4 separate regions of the Homo sapiens genome follow, and all the other regions are linked to region 3. Evidence: chromatin loops called from intact Hi-C (ENCODE). Cell type or tissue: PC-9. All regions are shown on one strand. Links, peaks and the distances in the headings refer to the core of each region. The heading gives the core; the rest is flanking DNA. Region 1 has its middle 330 kb from the start of LNC-LBCS. Region 2 has its middle 390 kb from the start of LNC-LBCS. Region 3 has its middle 270 kb from the start of LNC-LBCS. Region 4 holds the start of LNC-LBCS (lncRNA bladder and prostate cancer suppressor, hnRNPK interacting).

Region 1 (7,922 bases), core at 1,066-6,065, 61 kb before region 3:
TTCGCCTTCTGCCATGATTATAAGTTTCCTGAGGCCTCCCCAGCCATGCTGAACTGTGAGTCAATTAAACCTCCTTCCTTTATAAATTACCCACACTCCAGCAGTTCTTTATAGCAGTATGAAAGCAGACTAATACACATACTTACATTGTAAAAGTAGTTTAATATAGATGAAAAATACAGTCAACTAGCACTTCTTCCTTGTTTTCTTATTCAATAAGTTAGGACTTAGAAAAAGTTTCGAGTTCACAGATTGCCTAAATATCTTCTTCACTCATCATTCAAAAACTGGTGGCTCGTGAAAATGGTAGTATGAACGAGACATGCCCACCCGTGAGAAATCATGTTTCTTCGTATGATAGGTCATGGTAGGAAACTAATCCTAAGCAGGAAGACATGTTCCTGGATATATAATACAGGCTTCTCAGAACCATTCACATGAAATTTGACCCTAAAGCAGCAGTCCTCAACCTTTTTGGCACAGAGATTGGTTTTGTGAAAGACAATTCTATGAACCAGGGTGGATGGGTGTGTTAGCCTATTTTCACACTGCTGATAAAGAGATAACTGAAACTGGGAAGAAAAAGAGGTTTATTAATTGGACTTACAGTTCCACATGACTGAGGAGGCCTCAGAATCATGGCAGGAGGTGAAAGGCACTTCTTACATGACATGAGAAAAAAAAATGAGGAAGATGCAAAAGCAGAAACTCCTGATAAAACCATCAGATCTCGTGAGACTAATTCACTATCATGAGAATAGCATGGGAAAAACTGGCCCCCATGATTCAATTACCTCCCCCGGGTCCTCCCACAACACATGGGAATTCTGGGAGATATAATTCAAATTGAGATTTTGGTGGAGACACAGCCAAATCATATCATTATGCCTCTGGCCCCTCCAGATCTCATGTCCTCACATTTCAAAACCAATCATGCCTTCCCAACAGTCCCCCAAAGTCTTAACTCATTTCAGCATGAACCCAAAAGTCCACAGTCCAAAGTCTCATCTGAGACAAGCCAAGTCCCTTTTGCCTATGAGCCTGTAAAATCAAAAGCAAGTTAGTTACTTCCTAAACACAGTGAGGGTCCAGGTATTGGCTAAATACAGCCACTCCAAATGGGAGAAATTGGCCAAAACGAAGGGGTTAAAGGGCCCATGCAAGTCCCAAATCCAGCAGGGCAGTCAAATTGTAATGCTCCAAAATGATCTCCTTTGACTCCAGGTCTCACATCCAGGTCACGCCGATGCAAGAAGGTGGGTTCCCATGGTCTTGAGCGGCTCCACCTCTGTGGCTTTGCAGGGTACAGCCTCCCTCCCGGTTTCTTCCACGGGCTGGCATTGAGTGTCTGTGGCTTTTCCAGGTGCACTGTGCAAGCCATCAGTGGATCTCCCATTCTGGGGTCTGTAGGACGGTGGCCCTCTTCTCATGGCTTCCATTAGGTGCTGTCCCATTAGGGACTCTGTGTGGGGGCTGTGGACCCACATTTCCCTTCTGCACTGCCCTAGCAGAGGTTCTCCATGAGGGCCCAGCCCCTGCAGCACACTTTTGCCTGGGCATCCTGGTGTTTCCATACATCTTCTGAAATCTAGGTGGAAGTTCCCAAACCTCAATTCTTGATTTCTGCATACCTGAAGGCTCAATACCATGTGGAAGTTGCCAAGATTTGAGGCTTGCACCCTCTGAAACCATGGGCCAAGCTGTTCCTTGGCCCCTTTTAGCAATGGCTAGAGTAGCTGGGATGCAGGGCACCAAGTCCCTAGGCTGCGCACAGCATGAGGACCCTGGGCCCAGCCCATGAAACCATTTTTTCCTCCTAGACTTCCAGGTCTGTGATGGGAGAGGCTGCCATGAGACCTATGACATGCCCTGGAGACATTTTCCCCATTGTCTTGAGGATTAACATTAGGATCCTTGTTACTTATGCAAATTTCTGCAGCCAGCTTAAATTTCTCCTCAAAAAAATGGGTTTTTCTTTTCTACTGAATTGTCAGACTGCAAATTTTCTGAACTTTTATGTTCTGTTTCCCTTTTAAAATGGAATGCTTTTAACAGCGCCCAAGTCACCTTTTGAATGCTTTGCTGCTTAGAAATTTCTTCCACCAGATACCCTAAATCATCTCTCTCAAGTTCAAAGTTCCACAAATCTCTAGGGAAGGGGCAAAATGCAGCCAGTCTCTTTGCTAAAACATAACAAGAATCACCGTTGCTCCAGTTCCCAACCAATTCCTCATCTCCATCTGGGACCACCTCAGCCTGGACCTTATTCTTAGTATCACTATCAGCATTTTTGTCAAAGCCATTCAACAAGTCTCTAGGAAGTTTCAAGCTCTCCCACATTTTCCTGTCTTCTTCTGAGCCCTTCAAACTGTACCAACCTCTGCTTGATACCCAGTTCCAAAGCTACTTCCACATTTTCAGGTATCTTTTCAGCAACACCCCACTGTATTAGTACCAATTTACTGTATTTGTCCATTTTCACACTACTGATAAAGATATACCCAAAACTGGGAAGAAAAAAAGGTTTAATTGGCTGGGCACGGTGGCTCACGTCCGTAATTTCAGCACTTTGGGAGGTCGGGGTGGGCGAATCATGAGGTCAGGAGATCGAGACCATCCTGGATAACACAGTGAAACCCCATCTCTACTAAAAAATACAAAAAATTAGCCAGGCCTGGTGCCTGTAGTCTCAGCTACTCAGGAGGCTGAGGCAGGAGAATGGTGTGAACCTGGGAGGCGGAGCTTGCAGTGAGCCAGGATTGCACCACTGCACTCCAGCCTGGGTGACAGAGCAAGACTCCATCTTAAAAAAAAAAAAAAAAAAAAAAGAGAGAGAGAGAGAGAGAAAGGGGTTTAATTGGACTTACAGTTCCACGTGGCTGGGAAGACCTCAGAATCATAGCAGGAGTTGAAAGGCACTTCTTACATGGCAGCAGCAAGAGAAAAAGTGAGGAAAATGCAAAAGCAGAAACCCCTGATAAACCCATCAGATCTCGTGAGACTTACTCACTATCACAAGAATAGCATGGGAAAAACTGGCCCCCATGATTCAATTACCTCCCCCTGGGTCCTTTCACAACATGTGGGAATTCTGGGAGATACAATTCAAGTTGAGATTTGAGTGAGGACACAGCCAAACCTATCAGAGGGGGTATAGAGGAGGAATGGTTTCAGGATGATCCAAGTGCATTACATTTATTTTGCACTTTAGTTCTATTATTATTACATTGTAAAATATAATGAAATAATTATACAACTCACCATAATGTAGAAACCTTGGGATCCCTGAGCTTGTGTTGCTGCAACTAGAAAGTCTCATCTGGGGGTGATGGGAGACAGTGACAGATCATCAGGCATTAGATTCTCATAAGGAGTGCACAACATCGATCCCTCCTGTGCACAGTTCAAAATAAGGTTTATGCTCCTATGAGAATCTAATGCCACTGCTGATCTGACAGAAGGTGGAGCTCAGGCAGTAATGAGAGTGATGGGGAGTGACTGTAAATACAGATGAAGTTTTGCTCACTTGCCTGCCACTCACCTCCTGCTATGCAGCCTGGTTCCTAACAGGCTACAAAACTGGTACTGGTCTGTGGACCAGGGGCTGGGGACCGCTGTGCTAAAGTATTTACTTCACTACAGTTTTTGATACTGGATGGCCTTGGAGAGCAATGCCCCAAAATGAAGGCTGCAGAAGCAGCTCTCTCTGACCTCCTGCCCTCCTGTCTCTGACCTCTCATTCTCCCCTGAGGCTAGCAATAGAAACTAGAATCCCTCTTCCCCAAGTCAGGTCATAGAATCTAGAACCCCTTTTTCCCAAAGCCGGCCACATAACCTAAAAATGTTGTTCTAACTTTTCCTTTATCTTTCTGTGTAAAAACTGACGGTAAATAAATTAATCTGACTTACCTTATTTGACTGTAGGTCATAAGACTCTCATTCTAGAGAGGGTTATGCCCCATACCCAGAAGGAAGGAATGCTGCTTAGAGAGGCCAAGAAGAATCTAGACAGACAGGACTTGCTGCATTTTCCCACTCAGTCTATTGGTATTAGATGACACCCTTGTTGTCCAATCACAGTTCTACATGGCAGTTCATACTTTATTGAACCTAAGCATATAAATGGACAGTTTCCTCTGTACCTTTGGGTATTCATTTTGAAGGCACTCATGGCATGTAAAACTATGACCAAGTAAATTTCTATGCCTTTGCTCCTATTAATATGCCTTTTGTCAATTGAGAACCTTTAGAGGTTGAAGTGGAAGATCTTCCCGTGGCTCCTTTAATACTTTGAGTACCATTTGTCAAAAAAGTAAATATGTATAATATTGTGAGCTACACGGTTTCTGTTAAGAAGCTATTTAAAGACTGTTGAAAATATCTAAAACCTTACTTACCATTATTTCTTCCCAAGACAAATCTTTCCAAGGCATTTTTTGCAGGGAGGAGTTACTAATACAGAGTAGAAATAACCCTTTTCTATAGGATGTCTCCGTTGTCTCAGTTAAGTTCTGCTGGAGTTTGTGGTGGGTCAACTTGAGGAAGATAACACCACATAGACTTGAATCCCCTTCCCTGTATAATTCTAGTTTCAAGTAGACTCCAAAGAGGATATGGAGCAGAAGTGAGGCAGCGGCCAGTACACTCTGAATGAAGTGGTGAGAAGTAGATGCTGGTGTTCCCAGCTCATCTTCACTCTTCTCTATTCTGTGTCCAGTTCCTCTGTCCCAGTGGACACTGTTGACCAACGGCAGCCTGGGGCCCGCCAGCAAATGTTTGGCAGCAAACTCACAGAAGCAGCTGCCACACAGAGGCACGCTCCCCAAGGCCCTGCATGGCCTCCCCTTCCCATCCACCTCAGACTTCCTGACCACTGACTCTTCTGATGCCCCCACTCCTGCCTTCCCCCACTCCCCCAGCTCCTTCTACACTGGAAAAGCTCTCATTCCTGTAATAAACCCCTGGTCCCGTGGCTCACAGTGGTTCCCTGACTGATACAGGTACATACTGTAGACACTCCAAGTGACGAAGAAAACTTGAAAAATGATTCTCCAGTAAATGTGATTTTTCTTGTAAGTAATTTCCTTATGGGAACATTGAACTGGAATACAAAGTATCTGTCATTAATTAGTTCTGTTTTTTAAAAACATCCTAGACCATTGCTCCTTAAATCCTTTTATTAATACTAAAGAAGACTTGGGGGTGGGGAAACAACACATATATGCATAGATTGTCTAAAATGCATTAAAGTTACTCAAATTTCTTATGGACTTTTCCCCCTGAGGAAGAAGAAAATGTTTCTATAGTCAGGGAAGTAGTCCTATTTGGTGTAGCTTTCTCTTTCAGTCAAGCAGTTTCTTTCCAGATTTAATAAACAGCTTTCAAAAGGGGTATAAAAGTGTCTGCTCAAAAGCCTGCAGTCTGTTATTTGTGGAAGTGCCTGTGGATTCACAGACCTGTTTCCAGAGGGTTGGATTATCATCTTGTGATAACTCATTGCTCAGCACTGAGTAATACAGTTCTGTGGGCAAACAAAAAAGCCATTCTTTTTTGGTGACAAAAGATGAAGCTAGTTATTAACAATTTGATACAAAAGAAGTAAAAAGGACTGGAAATGAGGAGTCAAGCCAGGTTTGGCATCTATTATTCACACAAAACCTTCTAGTAATGACAACTACCCCAATCATAGAAAACTCCTATTCAGAGGACTCATTATCTTGCTTCACTGTCAAAAGTATAGATGATAGATAACATCCAATGACTGTCAAAATTAAAATCAAATCAATTTTAATGAAAGAAAATAGACCATTTCTGTCTGTTGATTCCAGGGAAAATGTAGGATGATGAATTTCTGAAACCCTTAATTTATCATTTCACCCTAAAAAGTACCTGTTTTTGCAAATACTTTCTATATTGTCAACATCCTTTAAGAAAAAAAAAAAAGAAGTATATCTGCTTAAATACTAAGCACTATTTCTCTGAATTCCAGTCTACTGAGTTTATTCCCAGAGACATTTTTTTCTATATTATCTCAGAGTTGCAGGCTTCATCAAAGGTCATCAGATCCACTGATTTTTGTCAAATATCCCCATGTTATTTCATCTGATAAACTATAATTTGCTATTGGCCTTTTGAAATTTTAAAGAATGGGAAACAATAGCTGTTTTTTTCTAAAATAAACAACAACCTCCACTAAAAATTAAACAAAACTCAAACAAATAAAAATCAAAGGAAAAATATGAGAAGCTCACAATTCAGAAGGCTTAATCTCATTTAATAGTTAATCTGTATTTCTTTTTATTTATTTTCCACGTGAATACGGGGCCAAATTCTCCATAAACGTTAACATAATGAGAACAAAGGAACACATGTGACAATTTCCTTCTGAAGTTAATATTTTAAAAATGAATTTATCTCATATCGCAAAGATCATACACTATTTACAAACAGTGGAAGGCTGAAGCCAACCATGTCTATTAGCCAGATGTTATTTTACTATTCTTTTAAAGGAATACTTAATTTTATGACACCACTGTGGCCCTTCAGAACTGTGGAGGACATGAATGTATTAATATAATGCATTTTTCTGTTTCTTGAAATATGTAGAAAACAAAACACCAAAATAAGTGAGTATCAGATGGCTGGGCCCACGGTTCCATGTGCCTTACCACAGCAGATCTGAACCCTAAGCAGCATTTTATTTATTAGTGTCATTACTTTATTTATCCCTAGTATGGCTCAGGAACAAATACTTTGATGTTTTCACATTTCCACAGCAGATAAGTGACCAGCATGGTTCTTGTCGAATGAAAGGCAGTCAGTATATACTGGCAAAAAAAAATGGATCTGAGAGAGAAAGCAACCAAAATAAACTAATTTGAATAACACCCTACATTGCTCCCAGTCATCTCAATGTCTTCGTTTTTAAAAGGGCTAGTACCCCATGTTTGGTGATTGCAGCCTATGTCTCGATACCCTCTGTCCCTGAAGGTTCAGACAACCTCTGAAGCTACTATTTACTGCGAGCACTTGGCTTAAAGATGTAGCAAAAGGTTTGGCTAAAAGTTTATCTGAATCAGCTATTTTAGAAATAATTTATGAGTAAATACCTACTCTAATGTTTGTGTAATAAAATGTATATATATATTTTCCATGTTAGAAGCCTACCAAGGGGATCAATGCTAGTGATTTAAAGACACTGAGTTTCAGGAAGCTCCTATAAATCTGTTACTATGACACTAGTACTTCAGTAGGAAAATAAGGAAAGGGCATTAATGGACTGGTTACTGAGGAGTAAAAAAAAGTACAGTGTAGTTCCCATATTACTTTTCTGTGCAGATGCTACATATAAAATGAAATAGTCAGTTTTGCCAGTAATAAAAATCATAAATAAAAGCAAAATACAATTTTTGGATAACAGAATAGCAAGTGATTATTTTCTTTTTCCCTTATTTTTCCTCCTTTCTTCCTTCTTCCTTCCTTCCTTTTTCCCTGCTATATTTTTCTTGCTTTTTGTTGATAGATGGAAACTAAGTTGGTTCAAACTTTTTGAATAGTCATTTAACATCTTCCAAAAGCTTTTAAATGTTCATCATTACAGGTGAAAATGGGCATTCGAATACTCTATTCATCAGAGTATAACATTAAAAAAAACTTCAAAAATGAAAATTTAGAAATATATTTTAGTACTTCAAATGTTTACATCTATTGAACATTTCCACTTACATTAGTTTTTTCTAAAAGAAAATAGTCTCGCAAATGTGCAAGGGTACATAATGGAGAGAATCTGATAACAATCCCAACATCTATCAATCAGTAAAGGAAGTGTTAAATGAAACTCTAGTTCATCCGTAAAATGTAATAGTAGGCAGGGATTATGAAACTAACACATCTGAGTATATTGATGGAAACATTGTTCAATA
Region 2 (7,922 bases), core at 1,266-6,265, 120 kb before region 3:
TCAAAGTGGAATAAAATTTAGTAACAGTTGTAAAAGATTGGGTTCAAGACAGAAACTGAGTTCAGTCTTAAAGATACTAAAGAAAGTAACATTTTACATGCCCGAATTTTGATACCTGAGAATACTCTCCCAGCTTGTGGTCTTGATGGGGTACTTTATTTGAATTCAATGGATAGGTCAACCTGGAACTTTGGTTTGTAATCTGCTGCAACTCTGCTGACCAGTTGACTTCAGCAAAGGAAATCAATGATCCTAACCAAATCTCATGTGGCTTAGAGGGGCCAACCAAATACATTCCCTCAACTAGAGGAACTATCTAGTTAGATTTTGCATTTGATGTTAACCATGTTAGATTGCCACTAATGAAGACCAACTGAACATTTTTTATTGTTTTTATTATTATTGAACGGCAAGCTAGACAGTGGCTCCCTCAGGTAACAGTTACTGAGCTTCCACTGTTGGCCAGGCACTGTTATAGGTGCCGGAGAGTCCACAGGACCATGATGAACAAGGTCATTGCTTACACAGGACTTTTGCTCTAAAAAGAAAGAGTGACTCATTAAAAAGAAAGAAAATAATGGAGAAAATACCAGAATTAAACAGGGTGATGTGAAGGGATGTGGGGCTAGAACATCCTTTGTATGTTCAAAGATGGCCCTTTAATTAAATGACTTTTAATACACATCAAATGAAAAGATTATCAAACATTCAAGATGATTTTTTAAGTCCCAAATATATTCATAAAGTTTATTTGTAAGACAACCACTTATTCTGGGTAATAACTATTCAAGCCAGTTTGGCTATAATAAGGACATAACAGGTAGGTAGTTACTCCTTGAAATAGCCTATGGAATACAGCTGCCTGTCAAGATGATTTAGAAATTCCGAACTTGCTTCTTTTATTCTCCCAAGATCATTTATTATTAATTGCACATTCATGAGTTTTAAAGAGAGAAACAATATTAATTGGGCTTTGTGGGGGACCTTGTAAAATTGTGCAAGAGCCAGAGAGGCTGATGAAAGGAAAAGATTAATACCCATGTAGTGCCAGGAGGGTGACTAATGCGATTACTTCCTTATGAGGCTGTAGCTCTCAAACTCTCGATTCCAATTTTAACAGAACAAAGTATATTTGAAGCTCATGCACTGACTTTTTGCCCAAAAATATTTGAAAATTATTTTTGCTGCAATTAGAAACTTTATTCCAGAGATAAGAAGAGTTTTCCTATCCAGAATTAGATAATTATCATATTTGTGAACAAATTGGCTTTAGCCACAGTGAATAATACAAGTAGGTACAAGCACCAAAAATGTTACCACCGAATAGTTTTCTTTAGTATGGAAATGCTAGTCAATCTAAAGTATAACAGCATAAGGAATTTATTTATTATGGCCATTTCTTCATATAACATCACGGTTATGAGTGGTCTTTTTACGATATTTATTATACATTTTTAATTTGGATTCAATGTATCTGCATTGGATTTTTTTTCTTTCTAAACACAAATCTCTATCTATACTTACGTAATAATGACAATGCATTCTTTAATTAATTGTAACATTCTCAGTGTGGCCCTTATTATTGTTTTTCTTAAATACAGCAGCAATTACAACAACTTCACTCTACTAAGTGTTTAATTTTTAATTGAAGATGCACAAAAATTAGCCATGTCTTTCAGCTCGTCCTAAGAGAAGTCACCTGTCAACCTTCAATACAGTCAGAAGGATTCCAGGAGCAAAATGAAGAAAACTGAAAGCAGTGTTTCACTTATAAGACTAAGAGAATTTAAAAGACCCTTTTTAATGAATAAAATAAGCATTTTTATCTATGTTATCTATTTTATCTACTTTATCTAAGCATGTTATCTATAGTCATATAACTAACCACCCTAAAACTTAAATTTATTATCTCTCATATTTCTGTGAATTAGCTGAGCACAGCTTAGTGGTTCTTGCTTGGGGTCTCTAAGGCACCTGCAGTCAAAGTTGGACTGAGTGGCCACAGTGGCTCACTCTCATGGCTGGCAGACGATGCTGGCTCTTAGCTGCGAGCTTAGGTAGCTTGTCCATGTGACTTGGGCTTCTCACATCATGGCAGCTGAGTTTCAAAAGCAAGTGTTCCAAGACACTAAAAGAAGAAATGTACTAGTTTTCCATTACCATGTAACAAATTACCACAAACTTGGTGGCATAAAACAATGCCCATTTATTATCTCACAGTTTCTGTAGGTCAAAAGCCTGGGCATGGTTTAGCTGGATCTTCTGCTCAGGATCTCACAAGGCCTGATCAAGGTGTCAACCATGGTTACGATCTCAACGGAGTCTTAAGATTCTTTTTCAAGCTCACTTGGGTTGTTGGCAGAATTCATTTCTGGCAGTTATAGAACTCAAGGCAACTGCTTTCTTTGAGACAAACAGGGGAATGTCTCTGAGCTCAGGAAAGACATAAGCTTTTCTCTTTGTTTAAAAAAAAAAGAACAGCTGGCCAGCCACGATGGCTCATGCCTGTAATCCCAGCACTTTGGGAGGCCAAGGTGGGCAGATCACGAGGTCAAGAGATCGAGACCATCCTGGCCAGCATGGTGAAACCCCATCGCTACTAAAAATACAAAAATTAGCCAGGCATGTTGGTGGGCACTTGTAGTCCCAGCTACTTGGGAGGCTGAGGCAGGAGAATCACTTGAACCCAGGAGGCGGAGATTGCAGTGAGCTGAGACCACGCCACTGCACTCCAGCCTGGTGACAGAACGAGACTCTGTCTAAAAAGTAAAAATAAATAAATAAATAAATAAAAGGACAGCTTTATTGAAATATAACTTGCTCATTTAAGGTATGAAATTCAATAGTTTTTAGCAGAATTGTGCAACCATCATTGCTTTCTAACTTTAGGATGCTTTTGTCATCCCAGAAAGAAACCCTGTGCCCATTAGAAGTTACTTTTTTTTTTTTTTGAGATGGTGTCTCGCTCTGTCACCCAGTCTGGAGTGCAGTGGCATGGTCCCGACTCACTGTAACCTCTGCCTCCTGCATTCAAGTGATTCTCCAGCCTCAGCCTCCCGAGTACCTGAGACTACAGGCACACACCACTGTGTCCAGCTAGCTAATTTTTGTATTTTTAGTAGAGACCAGGTTTCACCATACTGGCCAGGCTGGTCTTGATATCCTGACCTCAGGTGATCTGCCTGTTTCGGCCTCCCAAAGTGCTGGGATTACAGACATAAGCCACCGCACTTGGCCAAGCAGTTACTTTCAATTCCACCACTGCCCCTAGCCCTAGGCAACCAGTAATCGTTTTTATCTCTATAAATTTTTTCCTGTTTAGTTATATTAGTGGAATCATTCACATTCACAAAAGACTTAGTGACTGATTCATAATCATGAGTCACTAAGTCTTTTGTGACTTAGCAAATGTTTTCAAGATATAATGTTGTATCATGTATTTGTACTTTATACTCTTTTATAGCTGAGTAATATTTTTATGGATATACCACATTTTATTTATCTATCAATGTTGATAGACATTTAGATTATTTTTATTTGGGGATTATTGTGAATAATGCTACTATAAACATTCATGCAGAAGTTTTTGTGTGCACATATGCTTGTATTTCACTTGGTTTTATACCTAGAAGTGAAATTGCTAGATTATATGATAACTCTATGTTGAACAATTTGAGGGACTGCTAAACTACTTTCCAAAGCAGCCACACGATTTTCCATTCTCACCAGCAATGTATGAAGATTTCTATTACTCCTCAACCTTTTCAACACTTGTTATTATCTGTTTTTTTTTATTACTACAACCATCCTATTGGGTGTGTAGTATCTCATTGTGGTTTTGATGTGCATGTCCCTAATGACTAATGATTTGAAGGTATCTTTTTATGTGCTTATTAGCCACTTGTATACCTTCTTTGGGAAAATATCTATTCAAATCCTTTATTCATTTTTAAAATTGAGTTATTGTTATTTCAATTCCTGAGTTTCCACAGGTTTTTTAAAAATATATTATGAATACATTTCTTGCTAGATATATGATTTGCAAATATTTTCCCAATTTAATTGGTTGACTTTTCACTTTCTAGATTATATCCTTAGAATCATTACAATTTTAATTTTGGTGAAGTACAATTTATCTTTTTTGGTCTTTTGCTACTTTGCTTTTGATGTTGTATCTAAGAAATTATTGCCTGCCCCAAGTTCATGATGTTTACTGTATGTTTCCTAAGCGTTTTATAGTTTTAGCCATTGCATTTAGGTCTAAAATCCACTTTGTGTTTATCTCTGTGTATGGTGTGAGGAAGGGGTCCAACTTCATTCTTTGGATATCCAGTTGTTCCAGCACTATTTGTTGCAAAGACCTAGCCCTCTTTAAAAGGACCACCTGACTAGTTCTAACCTAATCAAGATAAAGTCCCTTTCATTAATTCAAAGCCAACTTACTAGAGATCTTAATTACATCCAGAAATGCCTTGGCCATTGCCATATAAGGTAGCATAATTCCTGAAGTGACATATGTCATAGTCATAGGTCTCATCCCAAATCAAGAGAAGTCTACAGAATGAGGCATGCACTCTATGAGGTAAAATTTTGGAGGACAACTTAGAATTCCCACTACCATGGATAACTACCAGTGTCTTCAGGCCTGGACTTGAAAACTGACAGAACATCATTGCCATCATATTCTATCCACTAAGCAGTTATAGGGCCTACCAAAATGCAAAGGAGGAGTAATAGGGTTCACCTTTTCATGAAAGGAGTTCCTAAGAACACCTGCCTGTCTTTAATCTGCCACAACCTGTTATCATAAAAAGAAGTTTTAGAGATGGTTGTTTGTTTGTTTATTTGTTTATTTATTTATTGGATACAGAGTCTCACTCTGTCACCCAGGCTGGAGTGCAGTGGCACGATCTCAGCTCACTGCAATCTCCACCTCCTGGGTTCAAGTGATTTTCCTGCCCCAGCCTCCTGAGTAGCTGGGACTACATGTGTGCATCACCACGCCTGGCTAATTTTTTTGTATTTTAGTAAAGATGGGGTTTTGCTCTGTTGGCCAGGCTGGTTTCAAACTCCTGACCTCAAGTGATCTGCCCATCTTGGCCTCTCAAAGTGCTAGGATTACAGGAATGAGCCACTGTGCCCTACCTAGACATGGTTGTTTATTAAAATATTTAAATTCTAGTTTTCTTTCTTCTATTTTAAGATTCTTAAATACTCTGAAAATCAAGAAGACAATTTGTTGTAAAGAAAAGTCTGAAACAATATAATAACTACCTATGTTTATATACTGAAAAGAAATTAGAAACCCAATTCTTACAGGAATCTGGCCTCTTCCTCTGTTGATTTGTGCTTAGCATATGCCCAGGTGAATCACCTTAGCTGTTTCATACAGTGCATTTCTTCTTTGTGAGCAACAGGTGACCTATGAATGACCTTAGAAAGATGATTCAACTCATATACAGAAGCAGTTTTCTCAGAAGTAAGAGGTCCAAAATGACTTGATTAGAACTGAAAGAGAAGGCCTCATATTAATGTTAGTGCTACCAACAACTCTACCCCAACAAATTACTGTTTACTCCCCCCTCCAGCTTAATTCTAACAAGGTAGAATAAAGACACCAAATGGCACTGACTAATCTATGCCAATTTTTGTTAAAGTGTACAGGAAATGAAGACCTATACCAATATGCAAATTTCACAGGTATAAGCAACCTATAGTGGTTAAGACATTACACAAAGCTTGTCCTCATGCAAGAGGATGGGCAAAGTTTTTTTTTATTTTATTTTAAATAAAGTACTTCATCCCTGCACAAGTGAATAGGCCTATCTTACATACATAAGAAACATACTCCAGAAATATATGAAAACCAACTGTCTCTCTGTCTCTGTCTCTCTCTGTCTCCCTCCCCCTCTCTCTCACCAGCCTCTCTATCTCTCTGTCTCTTTTTCTGTCTTTCTCCCAGAAGATAACTGAAATGGAAATCTGAGGGAGGTTGATAGAATACTATATGAAGGAACAATCAGGATATTAAAATAGGTGTAGACTTTCTTGGAAAAAAATGTACAATTACTGTATTAGCCTAAGCTGAAATAATTATGTGTCTTTTTTTCATGATCACAAGGCAGAAAAAAAAAACACAAAACAAAACAAAAAATTAGAACTCAAAATAAAATATCTAGCTTGGTACCAGAGCAGTTTCTAAAACTTATCCTGATTAGTAGGCTAAACAAAAAATCCTCATGTCTGAGCTTGTATCTTCATTTTCTAAATGGTGATAATTGTATCTAACCTACCTATCTCAAAGAGGTATATTATAAGAATCCAGTAAAATATGTTCATATGTCTTTTTTCATAATTTTATTTTAAATTTAGGGGTACTTGTGCAGGTTTGTTATATAGGGAAAATTGTGTCATGGGGGTTCCTTGCACAGGTTATTTTGTCACCAAGGTATTAAGCCTAGTACCCATCAGTTATTTTTCCTCTCTCTCCTCCCACCCTTCATCCTCTGATCAGCCCCAGTGTGTGTTGTTCCCCTCTATGTGTCCATGTGTTCTCATTTAGCTCCCACTTATGAGTGAGAACATGTGTTATTTGGTTTTCTGTTCCTGTGTTAGTTTGCTAAGAATAATGGTCTCTAGCTCCATTCATGTTTCTGCCAAGGACATGATCTTGTACTTTTTATGGCTGCATAGTATTTCATGGTGTATATGTACCACATTTTCTTTATCCAGTCTATCATTGATGGGCATTTATGTTGATTCCATGTCTTTGCTATTGTAAATAGCACTGCAATGAACATATGCTGGCATGTATCTTTATAACAGAAGGATTCATATTCATTTGGGTATATACCAGTAATGGGATTGCTAAGTTGAGTGATATTTCTGTTTTTAGGTTTTTGAGGAATTGCCACACTGTCTTCCACAATGATTGAACTAATTTACGCTCCCACCTACAGTGTATAAGCATTCCTTTTTCTCCACAATGTTGCTAGCATCTGCTATTTTTTGACTTTTTAATAATAGCCATTCTGACTGGTGTGAGATGGTATCTGATTGCGGTTTTGATTTGCATCTCTCTAATGATCAGTGATATAGAAGCTGTTTTTCATATGCATGTTGGCCACATGTATGTCTTCTTTTAAGAAGTGTCTGTTCATTTCCTTTGCTCACTTTTCATTGGGGTTCTTTTCTTCTTGCACATTTGTTTAAGTTCCTTATAGATGCTGGATATTAGAAACTGCAAAAATTTTCTCCCATTATATATGTTGTCTGTTCATCCTGTTGATAGTTTCCCTTGCTGTGCAGAAGCTTTTTAGTTTAATTAGATCCCATTTATCAATTTTTGCTTTTGTTACAATTGCTTTTGGTACCTTCATCATGAAATCTTTGCCTGTTACTGTGTCCAGAATGGTATTGCCTAGGCTATCTTCCAGGGTTTTTATAGTTTTAGGTTCTACATTTAAGTCTTTAATCCATCTTGAGTTAATTTTTTTTATATGGGGAAGGGAAGGGGTTAAGTTTCAATCTTTTGCATATGGCTAATCAGTTATCCTAACACCATTTACTGATTAGGGAATCCTTTCCCCATTGCTTGTTTTTGTCAGGTTTGTTGAAGATTAAACAGTTGCAGGTGTGCAGCCTTATTTCTGGTTCTCTATTCTGTTTCATTGGTCTATGTGTCTGCTTTTATACCAGCATCATGCTGCTTTGGTTACTGTAGCCCTGTGGTATTGTTTGAATTTGGGTAGCATGATGCTTCCAGCTTTGTTCTTTTTGTTTAAGATTACCTTGGCTATTTAGGCTCTTTTTTGACTCCATATGAATTTTAAAATAGTTTTTTTCTTAGTTCTGTAAAGAATGTCAGCGGTAGTTTAATAGAAATGGCATTGGTCTATACATTGCTTTGGTCAGTATAGCCA
Region 3 (7,922 bases), core at 1,209-6,208:
AATGTGATTTCAGCATCACAAGAGTAAATAAAATAGTAATCCTAGTGCCATAAATTATGCATCTTTCATCTCAAAGGACAATAAATAAAGCATCTTTCATCCCTATGAATCCTGAAGCAGTTAACAATTTATACACTAGCATGGGGGAATCAATTGATTCATCACTGAAAGGCATCCTGCTCTGGGATGCTGTAGTATTTTGTTAATAGCACACACAAGCCTTACTGAAAGATGAGAAGCAAGGAAATGTTACTCCAATGGTTTACGTTTGAGAGATTTAAGTAGAGGTGATAGGACTCTAATTGCAATTCACTCACAGTAAGAGTTCTCTCTCATTTGAGCTCAAGACTTCCCAGATACAAAGGTATAATTCTTCAAAGGTCATTGCTAGTGTTCCCATTTCTTCTCACATGGTTTTTTACAATACACTTTTTTGAAGCAAATATTTACTCACATCATTCACCTGTTGAAATACCTTGTCACTCTTCTTTGCCTAGCATGAAACTTCTTAGTATGGCATGAAGGGTTCTCGACCTCCTAGCTGCTGATTTTGGAAGATCCTCCACCATTCAACAACCCTGGATGAGTTATTCTCAACTGTTGGGAGAGAAGGATCCAGGGTAAAGATAAGGCGACCATATACCTTGCCATTCAAACTGAGCCACATGTGAGAGTGCAAGGAACATACAACAGTAATATTTACATCAGAACAAGAGTAAACTGGGAATGTCCATGGCACACAGGACTATGACTCCCCCCAGTGAAGGGAAACATCTCATAAGAGTTTCTGAAAGGTTTGTGTAGGGGGTCATAAGCAGTTTGATAAAACATATTTAATATTCCTGGTGCCTTTGTAACAGCATCCACAGCTGAACAACACATTTCTGGCTGGCTTGGCTTCTCTAGAAGACAGAATGAGAAAGCATTATAGGAGTTTTGAGTTTTGAAAGGTTGGATAACACTGTTCTAGAATCAGCATGGCAAAATTCTGTCTGAAAACCCACCAAGCTCTCTGAGCTGCACTTGAAGACATGTGGTACCACTTCAGTGCTCCTGAAGAGAGCTGGCATGATCAGAAAGAGGAGCTCTGTTCCCAAGCCCTTGTCTCTGGCACTGAATGAACCTCTGGATGGGTGCCAAAGGCTTTACAAAGGTTCTATTTTCCTCATTCACACGTTAGAGATATAACATCAGTGGTGATGACTAGTACCGAGAGCCATATTTTCTCATTCCATGCCAAATATGGCATTTCATTAATGAACTAGGCATCTCTCTCTATATTATAGACCCTGGAGTTAGTTATGATCAAATAGGAAAAATTTCATCTACTGAACCATTAACTTCACTCTACAAGTATTTACATTTTTCTTTAAAAAAACTTATTTTCACTGTAATCCCAGCACTTTGGGAGGCCGAGGCAGGCAGATCACCTGAGGTCAGGAGTTCAAGACCAGCCTGGCCAACATGGAGAAACCCTATCTCTACTAAAAATACAAAAAATTAGCTGGGCATGGTGGCAGGTGCCTGTAATCCCAGCTACTTGAGAGGCTGAGGCAGAACTGTCTGAACCCGGGAGGCAGAGATTGCAGTGAGCCAAGATCACACCATTGCACTCCAGCCTGGGCAACAAGAGCGAAACTCCAACTTAAAAAAAAAAAAAATTCAAATACATATTCAACACTGAGACTCTATAGTACCACAATGCAGCAGCACATTGACTTGGCTTCTGAAAAGTACCTTAAAGCATCCTTTCCCCAGTCTTGGCTTCTGAAAAATACCTTAAAGCATCCTTTCCCCAGTCTTGGGCTCAGTCTGTGTGAGAGTTAGGTTTTCTGCTTGTTTGGTTTTAACTTTAAAAAAAAAAATTGTGGCCAGGCACGGTGGCTCACGCCTGTAATCCCAGCACTTTGGGAGGCGGAGGCGGGCAGATCACCTGAGGTCAGGAGTTCAAGATCAGCCTGGCTAACACAGTGAAACCCTGTTTCTACTAAAACTACAAAAAATAAGCTGGGCGTGGTGGTGCGTGCCTGTAATCCCAGCTACTCGGGAGGCTGAGGCAGGAAAATCGTTTGAACCCGAGAGGCGGAGGTTGCAGTGAGCCGAGATTGCACCATTGCACTCCAGCTTGGGTAACAAGAGTGAAACTCTGTCTCAAAAAAAAAAATGTATAATATAAACTCAAATTGGGCTGCGCTCTAAGATACGTGAAAGCACATACCCACAGAAAATAAGCTGCCTCCAAGTCTGCAAGTCTTAGACTTTGCAAATATTGACAATGTCAGCCTGTAAGAGCCTTTACACATGTACGCATTCAATCAATACATGGATTGATACTTAGATCTAGAGGCAGTTAAAAAGAGCAGTGTTCAAGGATAGTAAGGAAGAACGACTTGTTTGCAGCCCTGGTTGCTGAACACACTGCAGAGCTCAGAAAAGAGTAGGTGTTCAATAAATATTTGTTGAATAAGTGTTGAAAGAACACCTATAAATCTTTCTCTTCTCACAATGACTCAAACATATAAAGCAGAATGATAGCCCTTGGGCTAGGAAGGTTGGCCTGCGTGATTTCCCCGTTAGCCTGCCTGATTCCAGGTGGGAAGAAAACAGCTTGGCTGCCTCTGCTTAACCTCAAGCTCTTAGCTTTCCCATAACTTTATTAGATAACTCATCTTTTCCTCACCCAAGACAGATTGAGGAACCTATGCATATCCTAGGGTGAAAAAGTAGTACTCTGCACAGGAATGACTCAGCTGTAATGACAGGCCATGGATCGGAGAGGGCAGCTGGTTTCCAATATTCACCCTTCTGTGGACCTAACGAACCTACTGAGGCCAGCTCTAAAAACACTGACTCTTACACATTGAGCCTATCTTTGCAAATTAATTGCAGTCCAGGACCACCACAATGTATGACCTATTCTGCTCTACACAGTGACACTGTGCCTATCCACTCACATAAAGCTTTCTTGATCAAGTAGAATGAAAGAAAGATCCAAAAGAGTACACAACTTGACCAGGAACAACAACTACCACCAAAAGAGAAACCAGCATTAGCTTAAGGGAGGAGTTCTTATACATCTGGCATTATTTGGGAACAAGGTGTTCCAGATTTATGAATTTGCCAGAGTTTAGGAAAAGGCAGACTCTGTGTGAAGAACATATGCAATGGACATGCAATAACTAAGGATGGAAATTAATTACATCTGTGCAAGAAGGAAGTGGGGGCCAGAGAGAGGGCAAGGGAATCAAGCCCTCAAGAGCTCATAAAGAGACTGAGGGGAATTCTGGGTTTTTCAGGACACATAGGGATTTGGGCTGATTTCATGTGAATCTAAAATGATGGAGTGACTCCCCAGTAACACTGGAGAATCAAGAAACTTGCAAATTTAGGGCTAGAACCCAGGTGTTTTCAACCAGTCAGCCGCTCTTCCCAAACATCATTTTGCCCTTCACATATGTGATAACATGCTCTATAAAGTTGCCCAAGTTTGAGAGGAATTTTTAGAATATAACTTTACAAAGGACAGATGTGTGTTTTATATTTATATTTATGTAAAACACACGTATATGTGTGTGTGAGGGAGAGAGAGAGGGGGGCTTTATATAACGCACAGCAAGGGTTTTATTTTCTCCCTTCTGCATCTGTAAGCTCATTTCTAATCAGAGAGCCGTTTCACAACACAGGCAGCTGAGGAAGAAGATTGGCCCTTCAGGGCGAGCCGGCTTGTTTCCACTTGCTACAGAGGTGAGGAGTAGTGGTGCTGCCAGCTGCCCTGATAGTGACTCCATCTGCCCTGCCCCCACCATCGCCCCAGGCCGTGCCACACCTCCCCAAGCCAACTGCTGGGCTTCTGAAGGCACCCTGAGATACCAAGCGTTACCTGGCAACCGCGCACCTGTGAGCCAGGTCAGCCAGGCAGGTGGTGCTAACCTGTGTGTTCAGGTCTGAGGGCGCCCAATGCGTTCCTGTGCTCCCTCATTACAGCTCACTCCCTCGGCCCAGAGAGAACAGAGCTGATTGTTTTCCTTCTCGGTTTCCTAGAGACAACAGATCCACTGATTAGCTTTCTCCATCAAGCATTCAAAAAGGCCAAGCTACACACCGTAACATTAACCTTGAACTTGGAACTCTTAAGAAAGTGCCCAGTTTTATTTGGGGAAAAGATCTCTGCCAGCAAAGCCGATCCTTAATTTGGGAAATGTAAGGAAAGAACTCAGAGTAGTTAATAATAAATTATAATGCATGTGTGTAAAAAGAGAAAAAAAATATGTAACAATTATGCTTTCATTTTGTTTGGTTTTGCTTTGATCTCTGTTCTTCCCCACCCCGTCGCCACCAGAAGAGGTTCACCTGTCTGAGGAGAGATGATGAGATGGCTCTGGGATGGGCCTCTCTGGCCATTTCAAGGAGCAAGCGGTTCAGGGTTTGACCAGCTGTGACTCTCCACTGTATCCAGAGTTCCCGCTGCTGGCATGGAAACCTGACATTGACCTCACTTCTTGTCTGCTGACCTTGCTCATCTCAGGCACCATTTTCTGGAAGCAGATGAACAACTGTAAGGACAGAGAACTAGGCTGCTGCAGTGCCTCCTCCTTCCATCGCCCCAAGGGGAGTAGGTCTGGGCAGGGAAGGACCCAGCCAAAAGTGGTTGTCTGTACGCTGCTGGGGCAACCCCAATAAATATTTTGTAAATGTTTCTTTAGTCCCCCTTAGTGCATTAAGAAAAAAAATTCTGTGCTCATTTTTGCATGTACCATATCCCTAGCTTTGTAGTTGTAGCCATAGATTAAGTTGTATTAGAAATCCGACTTCCTTTATTACATTACTCTAGTTATCCCTTCTTTTCTCTGCCTTTATTTGTTCCCTAGTCGTTTCTGTCCTCTCTCATTCTCCCCGCATGTGACTTTTTGTCTTAACCCATTACTTTTTGCTGTACTGTCTCTTCCATGCCATCCAACTTTATCCCATTGGCTGTGTGTCCTGAAAATGTCCAAATTAGGTGTTTATGCCTCTATAAAAAGCATTTTCTGAATCACCCTTAGGAGATCAATCCCCTGTCCTCCTGCTCTTTGCTCCGTAAGAAAGATCCACCTACGACCTCAGGTCCTCAGACCGACCAGCCCAAGAAACATCTCACCAATTTCAAATCCGGTAAGCGGCCTCTTTTTACTCTCTTCTCCAACCTCCCTCACTATCCCTCAACCTCTTTCTCCTTTCAATCTTGGCGCCACACTTCAATCTCTCCCTTCTCTTAATTTCAATTACTTTCATTTTCTGGTAGAGACAAAGGAGACACGTTTTATCCATGGACCCAAAACTCCGGCACCAGTCACGGACTAAGGAAGGCAGCCTTCCCTTGGTGTTTAATCATTGCAGGGACGCCTCTCTGATTATTCACCCAGGTTTCAGAGGTGTCAGACCACGCAGGGATGCCTGCCTTGGTCCTTTACCCTTAGCGGCAAGTCCCGCTTTTCTGGGGGAAGGGCAGGAACCCCGACCTCTTATCTCTGTGCCCCGATCCCAAATTTCCGCACCCTGACCTCTTATCTCTGCACCCCGATCCCTTATTTCCATGCCCCAACCTCTTATCTCTGCACCCCAACCCCTTATTTCTGCACCCTGACCCCTTCTCTGCTTTTCTGGAAGGCAAGAACCCCCCACCCCTTCTCCGTGTCTTTACTCTCTTTTCTCTGGGCTTGCCTCCTTCACTATGGGCAAGCTTCCACCTTCCATTCCTCCTTCTTATCCCTTAGCCTGTGTTCTTAAGAACTTAAAACCTCTTCAACTCTCACCTGACCTAAAATCTAAGCATCTTATTTTCTTCTGCAATGCCACCTGACCTCAATACAAACTCGACAGTAGTTCCAAATAGCCGGAAAACAGCACTTTCAATTTTTCCATCCTACAAGATCTAAATAATTCTTGTCGTAAAATAAGCGAACGGTCTAAGGTGCCTGACGTCCAGGCATTCTTTTACACAACGGTCCCTCCCTAGTCTCTGTTCCCAATGCAACTCGTCCCAAATCTTCCTTCTTTCCCTCCCACCTGTCCCCCCAGTCCCAACCCCAAGCGTCGCTGAGTCTTTCTAATCTTCCTTTTCTACAGACCCATCTGACCTCTCTCCTCCTCACCAGGCCTAGCTAGGTCCCAATTCTTCCTCAGCCACCGCTCCTCCACCCTATAATCCTTTTATCACCTCCCTTCCTCACATCCGGTCCAGCTTACAGTTTCATTCTGTGACTAGCCCTCCCCCACCTGCCCAGCAATTTACTCTTAAAAAGGTAGCTGGAGCTAAAGGCTTAATCAAGGTTAATGCTCCTTTTTCTTTATCCCAAAGCAGATAGTGTTTAGGCTCTTTTTCATCAAATATAAAAACCCAGCCCAGTTCATGACTCGTTTGGCAGCAACCCTGAGACACTTTACAGCCCTAGACCCTAAAAGGTCAAAAGGCCGTCTTATTCTCAAAATACATTTTATTACCCAATCTGCTCCCGACATTAAATAAAACTCCAAAAATTAAATTCCGGCCCTCAAACCCCACAACAGGACCTAATTAACCTTGCCTTCAAGGTGTACAATAATAGAGCAGAGGCAGCCAAGTAGCAACATATTTCTGAGTTGCAATTCCTTGCCTCCACTGTGAGACAAACCCCAGCCACATGTCCAGCACACAAGAACTTCCAAACGCCTAAACCACAGTGGCCAGGTGTTCCTCCAGAACATCCTCCCCCAGGAGCTTGCTACAAGTGCCAGAAATCTGGCCACCACCCCAAGGAATGCCCGCAGCCCAGGATTCCTCCTAAGCCGTGTCCCATCTGTGCAGGACCCCACTGGAAATCAGACTGTTCAACTCACCTGGCAGCCACTCCCAGAGCCCCTGGAACTCTGGCCCAAGGCTCTCTGACTGACTCCTTCCCAGATCTTCTCGGCTTAGTGGCTGAAGACTGATGCTACCTGATTGCCTCGGAAGCCCCACAGACCATCACAGACGCCGAGCTTTAAGTAACTCTCACAGTGGAAGGTAAGGCCGTCCCCTTCTTAATCAATACGGAGGCTACCCACTCCACATTACCTTCTTTTCAAGGGCCGGTTTCCCTTGCCTCCATAACTGTTGTGGGTATTGACGGCCAGGCTTCTAAACCTCTTAAAACTCCCCAACTCTGGTGCCAACTTAGATAATACCTTTTAAGCACTAGTTTTAGTTATCCCCACCTGCCCAGTTCCCTTATTAGGCTGAGACACTTTAACTAAACTATCTGCTTCCCTGACTATCCCTGGACTACAGCTACATCTCATTGCCGCCCTTCTTCCCAATCCAAAGCCTCCTTTGCGTCCTCCTCTTGTATTCCCCTACCTTAACCCACAAGTATAAGATACCTCTACTCCCTCCTTGGTGACCGATCATGCACCCCTTACCATCTCATTAAAACCTAATCACCCTTACCCCACTCAATGCCAATATCCATCCCACAGCATGCTTTGAAAGGATTAAAGCCTGTTATCACTCGCCTGCTACAGCATGGCCTTTTAAAGCCTATAAACTCTCCTTATCATTCCCCCATTTTACCTGTCCTAAAACCAGACAAGCCTTACAAGTTAGTTCAGGATCTATGCCTTATCAACCAAATTGTTTTGCCTATCCACTCCATGGTGCCAAAGCCATATACTCTCCTATCCTCAATACCTCCCTCCACAATCCATTATTCTGTTCTGGATCTCAAACATGCTTTCTTTACTATTCCTTTGCACCCTTCATCCCAGCCTCTCTTCGCTTTCACTTGGACTGACCCTGACACCCATCAGGCTCAGCAAATTACCTGGGCTGTACTGCCGCAAAGCTTCACAGACAGCCCCCATTACTTCAGTCAAGACCAAATTTCTTCCTCATCTGTTACCTATCTCGGCATAATTCTCATAAAAAC
Region 4 (7,922 bases), core at 1,551-6,550, 270 kb after region 3:
CGGATGTGGCCCAAAAGATCCAAAAGACAGCAAAAACACTGGGAAAAACTATTTGCAAACCACATCTCTCAGGGGTCCCCAAGTCCTGGGCCTCAGACTGGTACAGGTCAATGGCCTGTTAGGAAGCTGGCAACACAGCAGGAGTTAAGCACCTCCTGAGCCAGCCTCACCACCTGAGCTCTGTCTCCTGTCAGATCAGCCAGGGCATCAGATTCTCACAGGAGAGCGAACCCTATTGTGAACTGCGAATGCGAGGGATCTAGTTTGCATGCTCCTTATGAGAATCTAATGTCTGATGATCTTAAGTGGAACAGTTCCATCTGGAAACCATTTCCCCCACCACCCCCACTTCCGTGGAAAAAACTGTCTTCCACGAAACTTGTCCCTGAAGCCAAAAAGGTTGAGGACTGCTGATGTAACTGATAAAGGACTCATGTCTATAATTTAAAGAACCTTCAAAACTCAACAGTAACAGAACAAATCAAGAAAATAAGAAAATGACACGAAGAGGGATTTCACTGAAGAGGATATGTGTATGGCAAAGACATGAGAAAATGATCAACATCCCTAGTCATTAGGAAAATGCAAATTAAGACCAGAGTGAGGTATCACTGCACACCTAATCGGAACAGTAAAAGTAAAAAAATAGTGACAATACAAAATACTGGTAAGGATGTGGAAAAACTGGATCTCTCATATATGGCTGCTGGGAATGTAAAATAGTACCACATTTCTGGAAAATAGTTCAGCAGTTTCTTTAAAAATTAAACACATACTTACCATATGACCCAGCAATCACACTCCTGGACATTTATCCCAGAGAAATGAAAATTTAGGTCCACAGAAAAACCTGCAAGCAATTTTTCAAGACAGTTTTATTTGTAATAGGCACTCCCCCCGCCCAAAAAAAGAAGGAACCAAAATGTATGATAGGTGAATGCTGAATGATTAAACAAACTGTGTTACACCCATAGTGTAGAACTCAGTAACAGAAAGGAACAAACTAGAAATACCTGCAATAACTTGGATAAATCTCTAGGGCATTCTGCTGAGTTGGGTGGGGTGGGGGGGTGGGGGGGATGGTGAGCTAATCTTAGAAGGTCACAAGCTGTGAGGACCAATTTATAAAACATTCCCCAAACGACAAAATTATAGAAATGGAGAACAGACTGATGGTTGCAAAGGGTTAGGGATGGTGTGGGGGAAAGAAAGGGACGACCATAAAGGGACTGTATGAGAGAGATCTTCGTGGTGTTGAAATAGTTTGTATTTTGATTGTGGTAATGATTACAAGAGTCTTCAGGGATAAGGTGACACAGAATCACAGGCACATTTTATCTCAGTGTCAATGTCCTGGCTTTATTATTGTGCTCTAGCTATGCGGGATGTAACCAACAGTGGAGGCTCTATCAGACCTCTCTGTACTATCTTTGCAACTTCCTGTAAGTCTACATTCAAATAAAAAGTTAAAAAAATCGGTGCCCAGGCCACATCCCAAACCTTGTAAATTAAAATATCTAGGGGAAGAACCTAAACAACTGCATTTTTTTTTTAAATGCACGAGGTAATTTTAAAGTGTAGCTAGAGTTAGGAACCACCGCCAGCTGGTATTATTACCGAAACTACAAGCAGGTGGAACACCTGTAAGTCTGGTGGAAGATGATAAGGAAGGAGAAAACTAAATATACAAATCTATGTTAGGTTTCTTGAGGGTTTTATTCTCCTAACGTTAAAACCTAGTATTAAGTGAATCCAAATAATGTGGATGGGATAATCAGTCATCCATTATGATACAGACCATTTTACACAAAATAGGCCAGCCCCAATAGACTATTCTTTAGATTCTTAAGCATTTGGTATCGATGTTACAATTTTAAAATGCTAAAAAGCAATTATAATCACATTTAAATATGCAGCAATTTTAGAAAATCAATGTTTCACCGAGTTTCTCATTTTAGATGAATAACAAAATGAGTTCAAATTTTTATTTGTGTTGACTACCACCAGCAGCGACCCGTGGGAAGTAAGTGAAAAGCAAGTATTCCTATTTTGACTACACATTCTAATGTATTGGTTATTTATATTTATGATCACCAACTATTATCTATTAGACTTCTCCGGATTTAACTGTTTAGGAAGTGAGCTGTAGACATACAGAAACCAAGGATTATTTTGAGCCAATAAACAGTGACTTGACCAACCGAATGCCTTGTGTGGTTATTAATCATTCCATATCACCATCATCAAAAGACACTGTGCATCTACTCAGCTGGGCCAGGGGATTAAAGGTTTACGAAAGAGTCCCTCCTTGCCTTTAAACGGTTTAAAGTCTGTTTGAGGATGGGTCCAAATACATAAAATGATGAATAACAAAGCGAAGAACATGCTGAAATCTGGACTGACAAAAGAAAAGGGCCAAAGGGCTTGTTTTTACTGGAAGTATTTTTGCATAAGCTGGGAAGGGAGTTTGCATCTTCTGGACTCATAGATCAGACAAATGAGCAGCTTCAACAAAGCAGATTTATGCTATCCACCAGGAGGGTTTTGCTTAGTTGTCAGTTGTGGACTTTCTTCCAAAAATGCAGCTGTTTTGAAGCAAGAAATCTGGCACCAAAAAATAAATAAAATGAAAATTTAGAATAAGAATTACCTCCCACCCAACTCTAATCAACAGCTACGTCTCCCTTTCCTCCACCTTCAAGATTTAAAGGTCTGGGGTGGAAACTGGAGGTGTGGGGGGGCGAATGAGCTATTTGCCTTGCCCCAAGACCACCAATCTCCTGTGTGTGTGTCTCTCTCTCTCCAAATACGACCCTCACACACTCTCCAATTTACACTGCTACAACTTCCCAGATTTGTTTTACCTTCTGGAAAGATTTATCCATTTGGAAGCGTTCTTGAAGTTGCTAACTGTCGTGAAGTTCGATTTGAAAGCAAAACAATGACCGCGTTTTAACAGACAGTGCAAATTCTTTTTAAAAAAAAGTTGTTTTGTGATTATGGGAGATAATCAACAGCTACTCAGACATTCTTCTCTTAAACAGCTGAGGTTTATCATTTTCGCTATTATGACAATGAATTTTTTCCTCCTTTGCTTTCTGCCTTTTGGCAGGAGCCTCGACTCTGCAGGTGTTAGCGCTGTAAGGGCCGAACCCAACCGCCAGAATGTCTGCCGAGCCTAGCATGGGATGCTGCCCAGCAAAACAGCACCCAGGGAGAGGGCGACTGAGGAAGACAGCCTGCAAGCGCGCTTCAGAAAGGACTGGGACCAGAGCCCTAGAAAACTACAGCGAGTGGATTCCCTGGCAGGGGAAACCCGCGAGAGCCTGGGAAAAAAAAAAAAACGAGAGGGAGAGAAAAAAACTCACCCGGGCGCCCTGAAGCCCAGCGCAAGCAAGCGAGTGAGCGCGCAGGCTGGCTGGGCTGCTCCAGCTGGAAGTCATTGTGCGGGCTGGCGTCTGCGTTGTCAGGGCGACCGCCCGGCCGGCGCCAGCGGAGCGGGGGAGGCGGGCTCCGTGAATGGGTGACGTCACGCAGCCGGCGCCAGGCAGTCTGGGCGGCCGAGCCAATGAATCAGCTGTCCGGGGGAGGCAGCGCAGCGCGGCGCGCGGGAGCTGGGTGCAGGAATGCGCCTGGAGCCGCGCGGCCCGGGAGGGCGCGAGACGTCTCCGCCCGCCTGGTCGCCCCGCGGCGGCCAGAGGTCCCAGCGTCCCAGGCTCGGCCATTCCGGTGCCCCCCACGCCCAGTCTGCGGCTGTGCCCGCGTCCCTAGTTTTCCGCCGGTTACCCCCACGGGCGCGCGCTCTGCGGGGAGGCCCACGAGCTGGGGGGGCCGCTGGGGTGGTGTCAGGATGTTTTCACTTACTGCGACTGTGGCACTTATTTAAAAGGAAACATACAATAAAACTTGTCCTTGTAGATAAAATAGACTTTGAAAGTATTGATGAATTCACTGCCACCTTACTGTGCTCTCCGCATTGTGCTGGGTGTTGGGTATCACAAACAATGAAAGGACCAGGACTCGGAAGTTCCCAAAATTGAACTGGGTAGAAAAAAGTGTAAGGAACTCATGATTCAGACTTACAGCCGACTGCTCTTCCAATATTCTATAGTGTGGGACTATAGGGCGCCTTTAAGGTTCTAGAAGGCAAATGGCTCCAAAGATTTCCAATTTTTTGGTGTTTTTGTGTTTTGCATTACCTCTGTCCTGCTTTGCTCTCCATTACAGTGTCCTGTAGGTGGCCAAGTACTGGGTTAAGGTCATTTCAGTATGCCCAGCATTTGACGCTCTCCCTGACTCCTGGTAAGGACTGGACATTGTTGATGGGTAATCCACAATGCAAGAGCAAATAATTTTAAGGCTAGAGTAAAAGGAGTACTTCTGAATTCCTAAACATCTTTTTGGGTGCTTACTTGTTGGTTTCTGGTGGTTTTTCAAGAGTAGTGATGCATCATTACTGAAACTGGAAAACCAGAGTGTGGCCCAGACTCACATTATAGTAGATGTCGTTAAATCAGCCCTTCCTGCTGAAGTCTGTGCCCCCCTTTTTAAATCTGGAAGATGAGATCTGGTGAGATATTCTCTTAAGACTCATGAAGTTCTAGCAGTCTATCATTGTATTTATCAACCTTTCAAACGAATGACTTTATTCCTATCACAGTATGTGATATATGTGACATTCATTTAACAAACACTTCAGGGTCCCTGCTATGCAAATACTATGTACTGGAAGTTTTAACTGAAATTTTTTTGGAATAAAAGTTAAGGGCCTGGCGGCTCATGCCTGAATCCCAGCACTCTGTGGGGCCGAGGGAGAGTTCGAGACCAGCCTGACCAACATGGTGTCCGGAATTGGTGGGTTCTTGGTCTCACTTACCTCAAGAATGAAGCCGCAGACCCTCGCGGTGAGTGTTACAGTTCTTAAAGGCGGCGTGTCTGGAGTTTGTTCCTTCTGATGTGTTCAGTTTCTTCCTTCTGGTGGGTTCATGGTCTCGCTGGCTCAAGAGTGAAGCTACAGACCTTCCCCGTGAGTGTTACAGCTCATAAGGCGGCCTGTCTGGAGTTGTTCATTCCTTCTGGTGGGTTTGTGGTCTCGCTGGCTTCAAGAGTGAAGCTGTAGACCTTCACGGTGAGTAGCACACAGCTCATAAAGGCAGTGGGGACCCACAGAGTAAGCAGCAGCAAGACTTATTGCAAAGGGCGAAAGAATAAAGCTTCCACAGCACCTAAGCGGACACGAACGGCTTTTTACTGCTGGCTGGGGCAGCCTGCTTTTATTCTCTTACCTGGCCCCACCCACATCCTGCTAATTAGTCCATTTTACAGAGAGCTGAGTGGTCTGTTTGCGCTGATTGGTGCATTTACAACCCCTGAGCTAGACACAAAGGTTCTCCACATTCCCACTAGATGATGCTAGATACAGAGTGTCCACACAAAGGTTCTCCAAGTCCCCACCAGAGTAGCTAGATACAGAGTGTCCATTGATGCACTCACAAACCCTGAGCTAGACACAGGGTGCTGATTGGTGTGTTTACAAACCTCGAGCTAGATACAGAGTGCTGATTGGTGTATTTACAATCCCTTAGCTAGACATAAAGATTCTCCAAGTCCCCATCAGATTCAGGAGCCCAGGTGGCTTCACCCAGTGGATCCCGCACTGGGGCCGCAGGTGGAGCTGCCTACCAGTCCTGCGCAGTGGGCCCACACTCCTCAGCCGTTGGGTGGTGGATGGGACTGGGCACCATGGAGCAGGGGGCAGTGCTCATCAGGGAGGGTCAGGCCGCACAGGAGCCCACGGACGTCGGGGGAGGCTCAGGCATGGCGGGCTGCAGGTCCCAAGCCCTGCCCCGTGGGAAGGCAGCTAAGGCCCACCGAGAAATTGAGCACAGCAGCTGCTGGCCCAGGTGCTAAGCCCCTCACTGCCCGGGGCCGGCACCGCTGGTGGGCTGCTCTGAGTGCGGGGCCTGCCAAGCCCACGCCCACCTGGAACTCGCGCTGGCTCGCAAGCACCACCTGCAGCCCCAGTTCCCGCCCACGCCTCTCCCTCCACACCTCCCTGCCAGCTGAGGGAGCCGTCTCCGGCCTTGTCCAGCCCAGAAAGGGGCTCCCACAGTGCAGCAGTGGGCTGAAGGGCTCCTCAAGTGTCGCCAAAGTGGGAGCCCAGGCAGAGGAGGCGACGAGAGCGAGCAAGGGCTGTGAGGACTGCCAGCACGCTGTCACCTCTCAATGGTGAAACCCCATCTCTACTAAAAAAAAAAAAAACAAATTAGCTGGGTGTGGTGATGCACGCCTGTAGTCCCAGCTACTCAGAAGGCTGAGGCAGGGGAATCACTTGAAGGTGGCAGAGGTTGCAGTGAGCCGAGATGGTGCCACTTGCACTCCCACCTGGGCAACAGAGCAAGACTCCATCTCAAAAAAAAAAAGGGGAGAGAGAGAGAAAAAGAAAAGGAAGGAAGGAAGAAAGAAAGAGAGAAACTAGAAAACAAAGCAAGTGCTAATAAACGGGTATAGGCCAGTTTATCTTGATGTGCATGAAGTCACCTGGCAATTGGATGAAATGCAGAAGAGGCTTGGGATTCTGCATCTTTAACAAGCCCCCAAGTGATGTTGATATTGCTAACCCTGAACTGCACTTTGAATAAAGAGAATCTTGACCACAGAGTACCAAGGAAAGCATAAAGTAAGAATATAATGGATATAAAGTGGTCTGGGTTCCTAAAACCTGTGGAGAAGATGAGCTTGAGCCACGTGATTGTGCATATGATTGGCTGAGGGAATGAAAAAGCAGAAGAAACAGCATAAATAACAATTGCATTGGAAGGAAAGGAGCAAAAAATAAGTTGAGGGGTGAAGAAGATTTTGTCTGACTTCAATTAAAAATATTTAGGGAAACTATAAAAAATGGGATTGAAGATTTACTGGTGGGGTAAGACAACCTTAGAGGTTACCCAATTTAATTTGGTGTAGTTGAAACTGAGCAGCAGTACAATCTCATTAGATAATGGCAGAGCTCAGAATGGAAGCCGAACCTGAGAAATTTAGATGACAAATACCTTACACATAGAGTCTTTGATATAAGAAAAGCCACTTGTCATTGTTGTGCAAGGTGAAAATATGAGGGAAGAACGAAAACAAGCGAAGAGACCCATAGGAAATAATATTAATAGTCCAAGCATGGAGTTTTGGGGAAGGTTTGGTCTAGGGAAGATGAGAAAATATCAGGTGAAGAGGTGAATCAGAAAAATTTTGTGTTTGCATGAATTGTAATGGCTGCCACCAGCTGATTAAATCATCCATTTATGTAAGAAAAGGAAAAAACTTCCCTCCATCCCTCCCATGGTCCAATGAAGCATTTTTCAACCCTGACCTCACATCGGCATTACTATTTTTTTTCAGTGGGAATTCCTGAGCTCCACCCCACAGAAATTTAATCAGAATCTCTGGGAGTGGAGCCCTAGAATCAGTATTTTTAAAGCCTCCCTAGGTGATTATAATGGGCAGTCAGTGTTGAGAATCACTAATCTAATATACAGTCACCAGCTCATTTTGTAGGCTTCATTTCTGCCCCTGAACATTACCCCCAGTGTTAACTGTTATACTAGCACTAGATCATTTTTAATACTGGGTGTGTTTGGTGGTGGATTTTGATGGTTTATAGCACATTCTCTAAGCTCAATGTCTTCCATCCCTCATTAACTGTCATGGTTTAGTTGTGAACATACCCTGATATCTCTCATTGGCGAGAGAAGGAACAGTGATTTGGCACGTGACTGGATGGAAATGATAAACCTGGTTTATGAACCTATATGGTACCATAGTGTGGCAGTGCAGTTATTTTACTTGATTTTAGCTTTGCTTTAATAATCTACTTTAACAGCCTCTTTAGGTTTAGAACTGATGAATGAGCACTTAAAATAGCGACT

What was found. Peaks named below come from ENCODE experiments on the same cell type or tissue, not always from the same donor. Only the 100,000 strongest peaks of a DNase experiment are listed, where the experiment ranks them.
Region 1: a loop joins it to region 3, with 7 times the contacts of the local background. A loop is called at or near these places in 3 of 110 quality-filtered maps.
Region 2: a loop joins it to region 3, with 9 times the contacts of the local background. A loop is called at or near these places in 3 of 110 quality-filtered maps.
Region 4: a loop joins it to region 3, with 9 times the contacts of the local background. A loop is called at or near these places in 2 of 110 quality-filtered maps.

Annotation. Positions count from the first base shown.
Region 1 is chr6:19,473,731-19,481,652 of GRCh38, forward strand. No RefSeq gene overlaps it. Among named protein-coding and RNA genes, the nearest start is that of LNC-LBCS, 330 kb to the right of the region's middle. In PC-9, for the core only: no CTCF peak of the experiment used is centred there; DNase peaks (open chromatin) are centred at 4,041 and 5,501; H3K27ac peaks cover 1,123 bases.
Region 2 is chr6:19,412,505-19,420,426 of GRCh38, forward strand. No RefSeq gene overlaps it. Among named protein-coding and RNA genes, the nearest start is that of LNC-LBCS, 390 kb to the right of the region's middle. In PC-9, for the core only: no CTCF peak of the experiment used is centred there; DNase peaks (open chromatin) are centred at 3,317 and 5,377; H3K4me3 peaks cover 830 bases; H3K27ac peaks cover 4,180 bases.
Region 3 is chr6:19,534,433-19,542,354 of GRCh38, forward strand. No RefSeq gene overlaps it. Among named protein-coding and RNA genes, the nearest start is that of LNC-LBCS, 270 kb to the right of the region's middle. In PC-9, for the core only: no CTCF peak of the experiment used is centred there; DNase peaks (open chromatin) are centred at 2,579 and 3,889.
Region 4 is chr6:19,801,307-19,809,228 of GRCh38, forward strand. LNC-LBCS (lncRNA bladder and prostate cancer suppressor, hnRNPK interacting) reads right to left here and starts at 3,453. Exons shown (of 4, transcript NR_134651.1): 1 at 3,369-3,453; 2 at 781-850. LOC105374963 (a long non-coding RNA gene) reads left to right here and starts at 6,616. Exons shown (of 5, transcript XR_007059488.1): 1 at 6,616-6,679; 2 at 7,877-7,922. RefSeq lists a silencer at 3,372-3,421. In PC-9, for the core only: no CTCF peak of the experiment used is centred there; a DNase peak (open chromatin) is centred at 3,505; H3K4me3 peaks cover 1,884 bases.